Linked DNA regions of Mus musculus: region 2 is linked to region 1. A link is a loop called in an ENCODE intact Hi-C map of the cell type or tissue named here. Cell type or tissue: left cerebral cortex. All regions are shown on one strand. Links, peaks and the distances in the headings refer to the core of each region. The heading gives the core; the rest is flanking DNA.

The links. Peaks named below come from ENCODE experiments on the same cell type or tissue, not always from the same donor. Only the 100,000 strongest peaks of a DNase experiment are listed, where the experiment ranks them.
Region 2: a loop joins it to region 1, with 2.0 times the contacts of the local background. A loop is called at or near these places in 1 of 42 quality-filtered maps.

Annotation. Positions count from the first base shown.
Region 1 is chr14:15,199,881-15,207,536 of GRCm38, forward strand. No RefSeq gene overlaps it. Among named protein-coding and RNA genes, the nearest start is that of Gm31658, 100 kb to the right of the region's middle. In left cerebral cortex, for the core only: no CTCF peak of the experiment used is centred there; DNase peaks (open chromatin) are centred at 4,039 and 5,883.
Region 2 is chr14:15,305,348-15,313,003 of GRCm38, forward strand. It overlaps Gm31658 (a long non-coding RNA gene), which reads left to right and starts at 3,165. Exons shown (of 3, transcript XR_383097.4): 1 at 3,165-3,321. It overlaps Gm31577 (a long non-coding RNA gene), which reads right to left. Exons shown (of 6, transcript XR_001781177.1): 4 at 7,600-7,656; 5 at 6,489-6,552; 6 at 4,759-5,774. In left cerebral cortex, for the core only: no CTCF peak of the experiment used is centred there; a DNase peak (open chromatin) is centred at 3,378.

The DNA of each region.
Region 1 (7,656 bases), core at 2,241-6,240:
TCTCAGTATTCACCAGAGAGTAGTTGAGAAGTAAAGTTTGAATTTGGAATTGGTGAGTGAGTGGCTCCCCATACCCAGTGAACATTCCACCCTGTAGCATCCACAGAATTAGGGATGTTTGCATTTTTGCCTTGCTAAAAACCATGGGGCTTTTCTAGAAACAGGATTCTTCACATACCTTGACCCAGCTCAAGGCTTCTTGCTCTTAGCCTGGCAGCGGCTTCTTATCAATTCTTGTTTATGCTAGTACCTGAGTCTTTTCCTTTTAGATATGATCGCACAAAGACTATCAGACATCAAAATGAGACAGTAAGTAAGTACAAAATTTGACTACAAGAAAAAAATTGGAGCAGTAAAAACAAAACAAAACCTGTCTGTTGGATATTGTTAGCAAGCCTGAGACAACATCTAAGACTTTCCACCTACAGGTAGTAACACAACAGAAGAGTTTGAGTGATTTCAAGTGATTACAGAAATAAAGCAATCAGTAGGATTCTTGGAAAGTGAACTATTGATGTTATTCTAAAAGAGGAAAAAAATGACAAAATTCAAGAAGAGAAAGATTCATTGTGTGTTACTGTGCTGCCAAATGTTGCAGCCTGCAGTCACATGCAACAGATACAAATATGAGATCAGCCCTCGAATTGAGGCTAGTAGGGTTACTTCAATTACAGAATATATGTCAAAATTTACAGCTTTAATACAAAACTTAAAACAGAAAATATGTTTAAAATATTTTATATTAAGTGGTGACAAAATATCTTGGATAAAATGATAAAAGAACAATATATTAAAATGATGTGTCATTAAAATTATTTTCTCCTCTCATTTTGCATGATGAAATATGTCTATAATCTCAGTACTGGGGAGACAGACACAGGAGTTTGAGCCTGGCCTGGACTACATCGAAAGCTCCTGTCTCAATAAACCAAAATAAGAAAATAGAAGAGGAAAATTTGAAGTTCCATATACAGCTCACACTTGTAGTCCACATCATTTTCCTTTGGACATTGTTGAGGGAGGGACGGGGAGGAAGGCAAGTTTCTGTGGCTAATTAAAACTATCATGTTGGAAAGTTAAAAAGTCTTGCTGTGAAGTGGAGGGGAGGGCGGTATTAAAATGCCATGCCTCTCTTATCAAGCAAGAGGAAGGCAGCACCTACACAACCACAAGAGATAAACTAGTTGCAATGGCTTCACTTTGCTTCCTTTTAGAATCTGACAGAAGAGGAATCATCAATTTCAAGTTACAGAAAAAACTCAGTGAAACTTTAAAAATTGCCTAATAGTGTGTCAAAAAGGAGAAGACGAAAGCCGTGTTTAGATGCTACAAAGGGTCAGGAAATTTCTCACTTCGGGCAATTTCCCAGTGAGCTATGTAAAGATAGATATAACCAAGCCAGGAAAAGATAGAGAGGTATGGAAAGGAGAGCTATGGGATCAGGTCAGAAGCCCACTTGATGCAGCTGTGAGCCTCTACGTTAGGACAGGGGGCATACACTGCAGTAGAAAAGTAGATGATCTTCAAGATATTGGGATCCAGAAATTGGCTCACAAACCACACAAACACTGATTTCAGTCAGACAGGGATAATTTATTGAGGCCACATCTCAAGTTGCCCAGGATCATGGTTCAGATTTAGCAACTGAACCATGACCCTGAGTTAAGATCCTACAAGGATTGTAAGCCCCAAATTCGCCAACATCTGGGCTGAGTTATTTCAACAATCAGGATTTAAAGACAGGGGATTTCCTTAGTAGCATGTCTTTGTTGTACACTTATCCTGCTCCTTGGGGTATTCAACTCTGACAGGGAACTTGCCTTGTCTAATAATCATATCTTAACTTGTTTACCAGGATGAGACTTGTCTAACATTCATGTTTTAGCTTGTCAACCAGGATGTCAGGTACTAATGCACATGTCATCTTTCAAGTAGAATGTCAGTTCCCAGGAAGATCTTGAGAACTTAAACTTTACTGGACTGCTACTCAAGATGGAAGTCTTATTGCAAATAGTTCCTTGTATTGGTGCAGGTGTCTCTCTTATGTTGGGTCCATCCTAGGAAGCTTATACTGTAAAGCTTCCGCACAGGTGCAGGAAATGCTGTCGAGTGGCTGGTTCAAGTCCAAGCTTATTGTGGGTAACTACACAAAACAGTCCTACTGACTTCTATCATGGCTGGTTTCCAGAGGCAAAGAACATAACAGAATATGTAGTCAATCTTGGCATTAGAAAGTTTTCTACTAACTGCAGAAACATGAAAAAATTTCCTTATAATGGCAGGCTATCTAGGTAACATTCTACCTAGGATTTAATATTTTATCTAGGCCTTAACAGAGGAAGAACAGAATGGATTGGAAATTACCAACACAATACAGAAAGAGGTGAAGCCAGTTCTATTCTGAAGTAGAAAGCATGCTTCCTCTACTGAGAAAGAAAGTCAAAGCCCGTACGTACACACACGCTCGCATGCGCACGCACACACACACACACACACACACACACACACACACACACACACACAAACACACACACATATATATATATATATCAGTAATATATATACATAATAATATAATAATATATAATATAAATAATATAATTTATTATTACCAATAATATATAATAATATAGTATATATATATATACATACATACACATATACCACAGACACAAACACATACAAGCACGTACACACACACACACACACACACACACACACACACACAACAAGACAGACCCGTACATGCATACCCCAACACATGCATGCACATACATACACATACACACAGGCACAGACACGTAGCACACACTCTATACGCACACATGTACATATACTCAAGCATGTACATATACATGAACATACACATCCAAATGCACACACACACACAGACCGCAGACTATAAAGCCTATACAGTTCGTTAAGTCAAAGTAATGAGAATGCCCTAGATCTTCCCTGCAGCTGGATGAGGTTGTACCTCTGACAGAGAGGAGGAGCTGTGGCTTTGATTTAGTGCATAACTAAGTCATAGTAATAGAAACAGCATTAATTAGTTTTAATTCTAGGACTCATCCTCTAGGCTGTACTTCAAAGACTTAGTCATGGTGCTTGCATGGATTCTTTCTGTACTTACCAGCACAGAAGCTGATAGATCAGATGAACCATGGGAGTTGAAAGGAAAATTAAATTGTAAAGGAGCAATTCAATGACTGAAACTCAGAATGTTGAGCACTTTGCTTGCAGTAGTGACTTCATAGCCACTCTTGAGGGACCATCAATGTTTCATCCAGGTTTCCAAAGCTAATACAGGGCTAGGATGATACCAGGACATGACTTCAAGGATGCTGAGCAAAGAGATCCCTGTGCAGGGTCAGGAGGAGCCCAGCAACTCTGTAGCCCCTCCCACTCTAGCCCAAGCCTCAGCTCCTCAACCCATCTGTGCCTCTTATCCATCATCACAGTTTTGACTCAAGAGCTAAAATGCCATACATTTAAACCCTGGGAAAGCACAGAACTTCTATTCTTCCTACCTGACGCTTGTGTGGCCCTAGGAAAGATGGCACTCCCAAACATTTGAGCATCTCTAAGCTCCATTTTCCTCTTGAGAAAAACATAGCTCCATAGAGCAGTGGCTACTTGTATAAGAATTGGAAGAGTTTTATGAACCCCAAATGCTCAGTGGCACGGTGGAGTCAGGTTGTTTTATTTGGGTGGTTTGGCTTCACTTTGATTCTCTAGAATTTTCGTTTTTATTTCTGTAATGAACAGGTTTTTGTTTGTTTGTTTGTTTGTTTGTTTGTTTGTTTAAGGTAAGCATTTGTAGCCCTCAGAACAGGCATTTTTACAAAGAACTTGTGGGTTTCTGGCATATCTGTTTTGGCCACTGCTGAGCATCATCACTGTGTCTGGGAACCCTAAGAACCCAGCTGTTCTTGAAACCCACAAAATTTTATGCAAATCAAATCATTTTCCTGACTCATAGCACTGGTTTACTATTTCAGACTCAAATTGCTACATGGGTTCTCGCCATTCTTAAATTACAAAGTTCAGACTCTCCACTTGCTCTCACAGTTCCTTAAGGTAAGAAGGATGTACAGGTCATGTCTTCATCTTGGTGTGTGTCCTGACTATTACTGATACCACAATGTGTTACAGTCTTCATTTGCCAGAATCATGCTTGCACTCCCAGAACACCAGTATGGCTGATGGACATTGCTTCCCTCATTAAGGACAAAACTGAGTTCTGTTTTCCTTGTTAGGCATTGTTGGAAAATCTAATTTTTTTATGTAGTTGTTTACTACTGCATCCTTTTCTTCAAGCATCATACATTTCTCAGTGACTGGACACCTAATGAGACAGTCAGAAGATGTCTCCAAGCGATCTGACTTCCCAGGCTGTGACATGCCTGGCTTGGATTTTCAATTAAAGGAAAGTTGAAAAGAGAGAGAAGAAAGCAAGCAAGTAATTAAGTAGCACCAGGGTCTTGGAAGAAGTTGTTAAATGAATTATTTAATAAACCAGTCTGATGCAAGAGACCTGGCTCTCCATGGCTTTCTGCTTCCTGTGCAGCCTGGGTTGCAGCTTCCTGGAGTTTTGTTGTGCACCCACGGGAGGGGTTGCTGCATCGGAGAGGAAATGAGAAAAGAGGGATTTGAAAGACAAATGCTTTGAAGGAAGTTGTGAGCAGGGTAAAGGCTCTGTGTGGAAAGTCCTCCCTGTAGGAAGAGGGATATGCCTTGAGATGCCACGTGAGCATGTAGCAGTAGGAGTGGGTTTCTTAAAGACAAACAGAAAACCCTCAAAGATCTCTCTCTGATGTGTGTGTTCATTTTCTCTCTTTCTCTCTCTCTCTTTCTCACTCTCACTCTCTCTCATATATATATGTATGTATGTATATATATTCATATATTCAGCTGTGTATGTGTGTTTATGTATGGGTGTGCATATCTATATGTATATATGTGTATGAGTATATGTGTGGGTGTGTGTATTTAGGTATATGTATGTGTATGAGTGTATGTTTGTGTGTATATATGTTTGAGTGTATGTGTATGTGTGTGTACATGTGTATAGATGTGTGTGAGTGTATGTGTGTATATGTTTATGTGTGTCCCTTCTCTCTGTGTATAGGTCTCTCTCCTGTTCTCTCTGTCTCTGTCTCTCTCTGTCTCTCTGTCTCTGTCTCTCTCTCTCTGTATGTGTATGTATGTGTGTGCTCTTTTCCCTCTGTGTGTAGGAACACATGCTTGGGTGCTTGTGGGGGTCAGAAGCACACCTTGGAGCTGATGTTACAGATATCTGTGAGCTGCTGGATGAGGTACAAACTGGGCTCAGATCTTCTGCAAGTGCAGCATGCACTCTAACCAGCAAGCATCTTTCTAGCACCCAGGAATGACTTTCTTTAACAGGCAGCCTAATATGAGTCCAGTAAATTCAAGGGTTTCAAGGTACAATAAATTCACAGTTAAAGAGCTTGAAATTAGTAAGGCAGCATCTCATGTTCAACCTCCCTCTCTTTAGTAACAAATACAAAACACTGCAGTCAACACCCGAGCCACCCTTTAATTTGGAATCTCTTGGGTCAAACATGTAACTAAAGGACAATGGGGAAAGAACTAGAAAGGATAAGAATCAGAAGCTACACAGATCTAGTTATGAGCAACAGAGTCCTCTGATTCAGTCTCAGCCGCTTCCCCAGGAGCTCTACGTATGTGGCAAGTCTTGTTATGTCAGAGAACGTTCTCTCAGTGCAATGGAATGCCTTATGCCGGGGCACCAAGGAAGAAATAAGTGGGAAGGGAGCACTTACGTCTGCATTTGTAAGCCATCTTTCTGATCCAAAGAGTTGAAGTCTATTATGCATGGAAGAGAAGGAAGCAGGAAGGGAAGGTGTGATGCTAGGAGCAGGAGGCTGGCTGCCAGCAGTGCATAGGCATTTAGGAAGCACAGAGAGAATCAGGAAGTGGGACTGCAGCACCTCAAACTCCACCCACAGTGACCCAATTCCTCCAACAAGGCTCCCCCTAGCAAAATTCCACAACTTTCTCAAACACTACTACCAGTAGGAACCAAGTGTCCAAACACATGAGCTTATGGGGGACATTTCACATTCAGAACAGAACAGGCCCATCTTCCATCTTCTTCTTAAATCATGTAGCTTTTGATTTCAGATTTCTGCAGTTCCAGTCTCAGAATCACCTAAATTTAGCCCTTCTCGTCTTTCTCAAGCACTGGCTTCAGTTAAAATCTAATCAGCAAATAAAGTAAAAATCATAAAGTCTCCCTGACGTTAGCTGTTGCCTTGCTGTGGATTCTCACCTCCCGTGAAGTAACCCTCTTCTGCCTTCTGTGCTACTATAGTAGCCCAGTTGGCCCTCTGTGCTCTAGGAGGTCATTTTCAGTGCATTTTACACCTCTTAAAGGTCTGTGCAACCCGGATAACTCATATGCTATTTCATCTTTTGCTAAATGACTGATGCTCTCTTTGAACACTGGCCCGAGCCTCAGTTCTCCAGTATCCCACTTGTCACTTATGCTTCCTTGCAAATACACTTGCAATTCAAGCTGTTTTTCTTTCCTAAAACACATCTTAAATCCCTCTCTTGAAATCTTATCTCCCAAGTTCCCTTCAACACGTCAGTTCCTTTGCTGGCCCCCATTTTACCTTAGAGTAGAGCTATCTCCCTGGACTCTGAGATTTTAAAATTATTTTCCCCACGGCTTTTTAAAAAATTTTATCACCAAAGAGACAGTATCCTCTCCCCAATCCAGTGTGAATAATCCATTTAAAGTTACAATGAAAATAAAATACTGAAAAATAAGATGAAGAGACTTATAGGGCATTAACTCCTGGTATTTGTTATTACACTCCTAGTCTCAGATAACCCTAGTCATGGGATTCTGTGCCATTGCCAGGTGACATCAACCTTCTTACACAGTTGTTCTCAGACATTGTGATTTCCTATTGTGAGCTGAAGGTAATACTGCCCATACTGGCCTGGGTCTGTGGACTCTGCTGGGTGAAGGAATCCTTTAAGAACAGATCAGCCAATTATCACTAAGTGACAGAGTGAACTACAGTTTCATCTTCTATAAGTTCACTGCTGGATAAAGCATCTAAAGTCACCTTAATTAGGTCTTAATTTTTTTTATTTTGAGAAAGCAGCCTTGAAATAGTTATCTTCATCTTCCAGTTTCCCCTTGCTTCCATTTACAAATGCATTTACAAATATCATTTACAAATGTGCACCAGCATACTTAGCTCTTAAACATTTTTTTTATATCTCATGTAATCCTGCAAAATGCCTTATGATGATTATTTTTAGAGTTACTGGTAAAATGAGTAACTGAAAGGATGATGATGATGGTGGTGGTGGTGATGATGATGGGGTGTGTGTGTGTGTGTGTGTGTGTGTGTGTGACTGCCATACACACAGACAGAGTCATATTCCATCTTAGTGTTCACTTTGAAGTTCATTATACATTTTTTCCAATTTTTCTTTCTTCTCTTACTAAATTAGTTTATTGGCTTTTTTTTTTTATCACCATACCCAGCCACAGCAAATAACTATGTTTTTATTGGGAAAATAAAATTGACTTTATTGTGAAAATAAAGTCTGATTTCTATTAAAAGTAGCATATGGTAGGTATTAATA
Region 2 (7,656 bases), core at 1,151-5,150, 100 kb after region 1:
ATGAAGGGTTTCCACTCTTCCTGGAGATGTCAGCTAACAGAAAGATTATCCAGATTTTTAAAACATTAACCATCAGTATTTATTAAATTCTACAATCTACTCCTCTACTCCTGTCTTAGCAAATTTTCTACCCAATAAGCTCTGAATTTCAGAGACCAGAGGTAAAAACCTTATAGTTTTTATTCATGCAAGCTTTTAATTTAAAGTTATTTACAAATATCTTTAAAACGACAGTTTTAAAGGTCCTTTGACATTTTCATAGATTATATGTTGAATGAATATCTTTACCTCCACCTCCTACCACATCCACCACCATTCCATGTTCACACAACTTTGGGTCCTCATTGTTGTTTTTTTTTTTTTTTTTTATAAACCAACTAGTTCTCCCTATACTCTCTTATATGTGTGGTTATACAACTGGAACATAGTTGATCTTGTATGTTCAAAATTAGAAAAATATAAATTTTTCACATTCAAAGGGACTTCAACTAATACTCTGTCCTGTTTGAAATTATTAGTTTTAAACTCAAATAATTTAATCTCAGTCTGTAAATTTATACATTACATTTCTCTAGATTAAAAAGTGACAAGAAAATAGTTCAATGTATTAAAATCTCTGTTCAAATGTGTAATGTAAACTAACTCATGTGAACAGAGTGCTGTTCTGTATTATTGGCCAGATGTTTTAGACAGCAAGTGACTCAAGAGGCTCCCAGAGATACATCTGTGTTATCAGGAAGCAGAGATGCTCCTCTCAACGGCAAGATTTGTTTAAACAGTACAAACTCTTTAAACAATCAAGAATATATTTCGAACAACACATTAATATAGCAATTGTCTTATTCGTGTCTGCATTTGTTTTCAAAATTCTCAAACTTGAAGAATCCTTCAGAATTACGTCATTAAGCAACTGGTCCTGTCTTCAATTCCTGTGGATGGCTACGTGGGCACTAGAGACTCTATGAGGGGCCTGAACTGAACTATATTTCCAGGCTTTTTTGCGGCTACTTTGCCAAAAACACCAAATCTTAGCAGGGCAGATACCCATCACTTTGTGTGAGTCCCATCAATATCTTATTATTCTGTTCGTTCAAGGAATTCTGTGATCCATAATACCTTACAATTTGATTAAATTAAAAGGTATGATATCATTTTGAATTATTGTTATTTTAAGACCAAGGGTATAATAGCTTTGTTTATTTCTATGCATCTCTACTGGCATGAACAGAAGGAAGAAGGTATGTCCTTTTTTTAAATGATGACTTGGGAATTCTAATGACCAGCATCTCCTCAACTAGTGTACGTGGGCATGGCGCTTTACTCTGTTGATCCCGGGGACACTGCTATCCACAGAAGAACCTACCTCATTCAGTAGTATTCTTATCTATATTACACACTTACTAAGCACTTATTAATATCTCCTGCTATCAAGTGCCTAATTCAGATGCAAACTTACTGACCCTTGGTTCTATGTTATATATATCCTGAAATGTAGATTCTGAGGGTTTTGACATTTAAGAACTGGAAGTAGTTAGGAGAGCAAATGGACAGTGGAGTGATAAATGCACAGGTCCTGGATACTGAAACTCTGACTGAAGGACATGTGTGGAGGAAATGGGGGAGGGGGAGGGGGAGGGGAGGGAGAGGGAGAGGGAGAGGGAGAGGGAGAGGCGGAGGGGGAGGGAGAGGGAGAGGGAGAGGGAGAGGGAGAGGCGGAGGGAGAGGGAGAGGGAGAGGGAGAGGGAGAGGGAGAGGGAGAGGGAGAGGGAGAGGGAGAGGGAGAGGGAGAGGGAGGAGAAGAGGTCTCAGGAAAATGTCAACCTTCCCCAAACCACCTGTGAATTGAGGAAATCATTTAGGAGGGAAAGTGACAATCTGTACAGCAGGGTGCAGAACAGATGTCACATAGTCCTCTGGTGAACCGTGACATTTACATTGCTGCTTATAATAGTATAGTCTAAGATTCTTAGGGTGTGGCTTTTTACCAGAAGTGAACTCCATGAGAAGTTACAGACCACTGTCTTTCTCTGGCATCTGACTGGAGCAGAGGGTTTCCTCAGTGCTGTCTTAGCAAATTTTCTACCCAAAAAGCTTGAATTCCAGAGTCCAGGGGTAGAAACCTTATACTTTTTATTCATGCAATCTTTCCTAGAGCAGGGCAAGCATATCACAGGCTGGTTGAACAGGCTCCTCTCAGTAGCTTCATTGACAAATCCAGATCCTTGCTTGCCTGTGCCTGGTTTGTTTTCTATTTTCACAGTTGTGTTACTATCTCCCTGCTTCTGGTCTGTAGATAAGGAGAGGGAAAAGTCAGTTGAGTTGGTCAACACATATTACTTAGAAACCTCTTGCTGATGATCTGAGTTTTGATTTATGAAATCATTATGGTCAGTGATTTGGTTTCAATAGGCACACCAGCTCCAGCCACAATCAAAGCATGATTTATGTCTTCTTTATAATGTGCCTTCACCTGAAAACCATCTTTTACATCCAATTAGCTTGTCATTCTCCAGCTGGGTTACAGGTGAAGAAAGCTGGTGAAGCATAAAGATGCTGAACTGTTCATTCCTGAGGGCAGAGTCCATTGCTGTAACCTGTAAGGTGTGTGGTCCTGGGCATTTCTACTCTTCATGTCTCTAATTCAGACTGTAAAATGGGAATAATAATATCCCCTACTCTATAAGTTGGCTGAAAGACTGAAATGATCAAATGTACCTAAGGCTGTTCCTTATGATGCACTGCAGAAAATCCCAGAGATCCCAGAGATGACTGGCCTCTTTCGATCCAAATAGACTGGGAAAAACTATAGTGCTGGTGGAGGAACAGCATGCAGGGTTTCTTCCATTTGTATTGCATCCCGTGGTGCGCCCCCTCTTCTCTCTTTCCTAATCTGAACCTCCTTAAACTCAAGAAACATAAACCCAACAACTTCAGATCAACTGTTTCCAACAGACAAATGGATTTAGGCAAGCTAGATATTTTACTTGACCTCGGGAACACCTTGTTCTCAAGTAGAGGTCTATAGTTATTCTGGCTGGCTTATTCTTAGTAGACCTGCTAGAAAGGTAAATTCATGCTGTTGATTTCCCTGGATACTTCTGGATTCTGCCCTCAGAACATTCACTGGGTTCTAGATTCTGGGCAGAAAATTCTGCATGGGTAAACAGTAAAGGATTTATGAACAGAGAACTGTCCTGTCCAGAAGTATAACCAAGTGGGAGTTTGGGGAACGAGAAGCCTGAGTGCCATCTGTCTGCCAGCTCTCTTCAGCCCACAATTCTTTATCAGGGTTTTCCATTGTGTTTCTGGCTTCATCTGTTGGTGGGTGAACACTGGATTCAGCCAGTCCCCCACTCCTAACCCCATTTCATTTCAAATGCCACCCTCATTATTGTGATCTGCATACAAGGGTAACTGTTCTGGTCCAGGCGTCCATGCTTGTTATTCTAACTAACACAGATGGTGTGTGGGCAGGGACTAGGGATTTATAAGCTACAAAAGACCAGCTACATCTTCTCTACCAGAGATTTTCAATAGAACTTTTTGTGATGACAGAAATAGTTTCTAATCTGCCATTAATGTGGTAATCATGCCACATGTGGCCCTTGAAATCTGACTAGTGGAACTGAGAAGGTGAGCCTGAATCTAATGTAACTTTATTCAATGTCACTATGTCTGCTAACATTACAGTTTTGCCAATTGCATGAGTGGACAGAATATAGCAGCTCTGCCAGCACCTGGGCAGTCTTTCCTGTTTGAAAGGCTGTATGAACTCTCTTGTGGGTTTTGCGTTAGTGTTGCCTGAGAACTGCAGATAGCAAGGTATAACTGTTTTCTAGAAAATTCCCAACACAGAAATGTCTGGGATTTCTCAAGAAACTTGGCAAACTTCTACGAATATTTGGCACATTTCTAAGCTCAGTTTTCTTGGGTTTTGCTGACTTCTGGCTATCTACTGAGTATTCATAAAGGGAGTCTTCTAAAAACTGAGAAATTGGCACTCAGATAGAGTGTGACTATGGACATTAGTCCAATGTAGAGAGTTTACAAAAACAGCACAAAGACTGACCTGTGCCCCTGACGCATGCTATGAGGTAGAATATTTCAGTTGTCTCCCTCTTCCAGGCAGCAATATCACATTTCAGGGTTAGACACTGAATCTCCTGAACTATATAGAACACTGAACAGAGTGTAAACAGACGGTAGTCCAACTTTTCCCTTTTCCGTTCCTTCCTGATGCAGTTCAGAGTTTTCTTGCTCTCCAAATTTTCCTAAAAGTTTCTGTTCCCTTCAAACTCTTTTCCTCATGAAGAACATCTTTGTTATCCTGGTGTACTAAAAACACGTGATACACTTTTAAATATTAAACATCTCTGATTACCTTACAGGCGTTTTCTATTTCTCAGAGGGAACGCTTAGGCCCACTCTAATTGTTGGATTCCATCAGCAATAGAGCCCTTATTAGCTCCATAGTTGATTTCAAGTAGAACTTCATCTCACCTGAAGCCAAAAGGGGTGTTCTGGCAAGACCCAGAATGCTAAGAGTAAGACACAGGTGAAGCAGAAGGAAGGGAACAATGGGAAATAGAAGTCTAATTTTCATTGAAGAAGATATGGCACACCTTTGTCCCTCTAAAGAGAAGTGTGTAAAACTCCTGAAAAAATGACATGTATATACAGGCAGAATTTATATATTGTACAAAATTATGAATTTTAATATGTCATTTTTATACACATACATCATACCAATACCTGCTCACAGTTCCCTGTCTCCATTCTGGTCCTCATACGCTCCCAAACAGTCCCAGTTTCATTTAGTAATGGCATAATTTTATTCTCTTTATATCTGAGCAGCACTCCACTGTGTACATGTGCCGTATTTTCTTCTTTCAAATATTGGTGAGTGTCTAGGATGATGGAGTCTATTTTGATTTGAACGGTGGAAATTTTCTTCTTCCTTAGGGGAAATTAAATATTTTTACACACAAAGTCCAGGTCATGGGATGTCATGTAAAGTTGTGATATCATGTTAGAGTTCTCTGTGGAGCAGAAGAGACTTGATGAAATAGATTCAGTTTTGAACTTATTGATCAGTGCAAGTGATTGTGCAATGCTCTTGGCTTTCATGGCTCTTGAAAGGACAGGTGTCTCTGCATAGGGTTCCTATGTAAGCCTATGGTTCCTGGAGTGGAGACCAGCTGGGCTCACAGTGATGTACTGCATAGTACTGGGAAGTGCGATACACCGGTACAATGATGAAGAGTTAAGCATAAAGGATTTGACCGCAGAATGAACCGACAGACATCAGAAGGTTTAGTAGGGTACAAAGAGTGATCCAAAAGTAAATTATTATAATAATTTTCTACACATTAATATTTAAGGTCAGGAGCATTTATAGAATCTTGAGAAGGTTGATTGCTAGTCATGGTTTGGGTAGTTCATGTATTGTCTTGGGAAAATAAACTCTGATACTCACATTTCAGTCAACTGATCTATTAATGTGAGTTTTAAACCAGGCACAGATGGTCTCATAACATTAAAACAAAACATGTTAACCCCCAAAATATAAAAGCAAGTAGTTATGCAGAAAATAAATCTCACAGATGTTCCTGGTGCTGTGGGCATAGCTGGAACATTCAGATATGAAAGGAGATGAGGTCACTGAGTGGGATGACTCAAGTCAGCTGGGAAGACCAAAGCACAGCCGAGGGGATTCACTCTTTCCTCCAGGAGTCGAGTTTCATATCGTTGAGCCAAACTGAACAGCCATTCAGCTGGAATGTGATACATAATCCAGGTCTTTCTCAGAACAAGATAGCTCCTAAAGGTCCATCCATAATGTCATCTAAAAGCTTGGTGCATGATCACAGACTCCAACCCTACTGAGCCGAACCACATTCTCACCAGGCCTATGTACTCATATATACTCATCTGAGAAACACAGACATAAAACCTTTTGTTAGGAAGCAACTCTGATTCCATTTACTTTAAACCTTGGCGGGAAGACAATTAGAAAAGTTTTAGAGATTTCAGAGATCTGTAGGAACTGACCCCTCATGGTTCAAAAATGGAGGAATCTTGACAGCAAGAAAACCAGCGTCAAGGAAATCAGAACTTCTGTGTGGAATGTCACCATTAATAAAAACACCTCTACTGATTACCCTTCTTTCCAAGGTCCCTTTGCTCCCACCCCTCTTGTTAGTCTCACTCCCTTCCCCCACCCCTTCTCACTCTCACTATTCTCTCCTTTCCTCCCTCCCTGATCCTGTCTCTTCCCATGCCTTCCTTATTTTCCCTCTCTCATTCTCCGTTCTCCCTTCCTCCCTTCTCGTTCATTCTCTTTCCCATCTTCCTCTGCCCTTCCCTTTTTCTTCTCCCTCCCTCTCTTCCTCTCTTCTTCTCTCTACTTCTCCTCTCTCTTCCTCCCTCTCTTCCTTTCTCCCTTCCCTCCTTCACTGACAAATATTTACTGAATGTCTCTCACTTACCCCAACACAGAAAGGTAGTAGAAATTCAATGATCAACACAGAATAACTCTTACTGTCGTAGAATCTATAGTTTATGGGGATGCAGAATAAATAGAGAGTGAAGGATTAGTGCAGTAGTCACATAACACACACAGCACACCCCTATTCAAGGGAAGTAGTTGGTTCCATTAAAACATATTTAAGAGATATGATCCTAATTACCTCCCTGGGTATAGTTGGAAATAGGATGTTTAGAATTTTACCAGATAACAGTGGATAAAGAACATTTTATGAGAGGGAAAAATAACATGCCTATGGTTGTAACAGAATAAAGTCCTTTGGACACATTTGTACTAGGTCACAAATGGTCTTGACACCATATGCAAGGAAAATCTTTCATTCTTCATTTTTAATTAGATATTTTATTTATTTACATTTCAAATGTTATCCCCTTTCCTGGTTTCCCCTCCAAAACCCCCCTATCCCATACTCCCTCCCCCTGCTTACCAATCCACCCACTCCTGCTTCCTGATCCTGGCATTCCCCTACACTGGGACATCGAGCCTTCATAGGACCAAAGGCTTCTCCTTCCATTGATGCCAGACAAGGCCATCTTCTGCTACATATGCAGCTGGAGCCATGGGTTCCTCCAGGTGTACTCTTTGATTGGTGATTTAGTCCCTGGGATCTCTGGGGATACTAGTTGGTTCATATTGTTCCTCCTCCTATGGGATTACAAACCTCTTCATCTCCACAGGTTCCCCAGTAGAGGAGCTAGATAAAGGATCCAAGGGAAAATTTTCTATCCAGCCAAATACCTACCACTTTCTCCCAAACTCCTGGTCATATCTACAGTAAGGCATGAAGTATGGTAGGGATATATAAGCCTTACCTTCAAGCATTGCCCACTAAATGGTACACCCAAGTGTCTTATCTAAATGTCATTCCTCCAAACTCTAAGGATTGATGGAGGATGTAATTAAAAAGTTTCCCAGTAGCATGGAATGGACCAATTTTCTACAAAGTTTTTTGATTGGAAGCTAGACATGAAAATAGACTTTTGCTAGACTTAGCCATTTATATGTTGGGGCTATTTCAGTAGCATCTTAGCCTGAAAAATGTATACACATACCAGACAGAGTGCTGGAGGGTTTTCAGTAGCAGAGTCCTAGGTTCATACTCTTAGGAG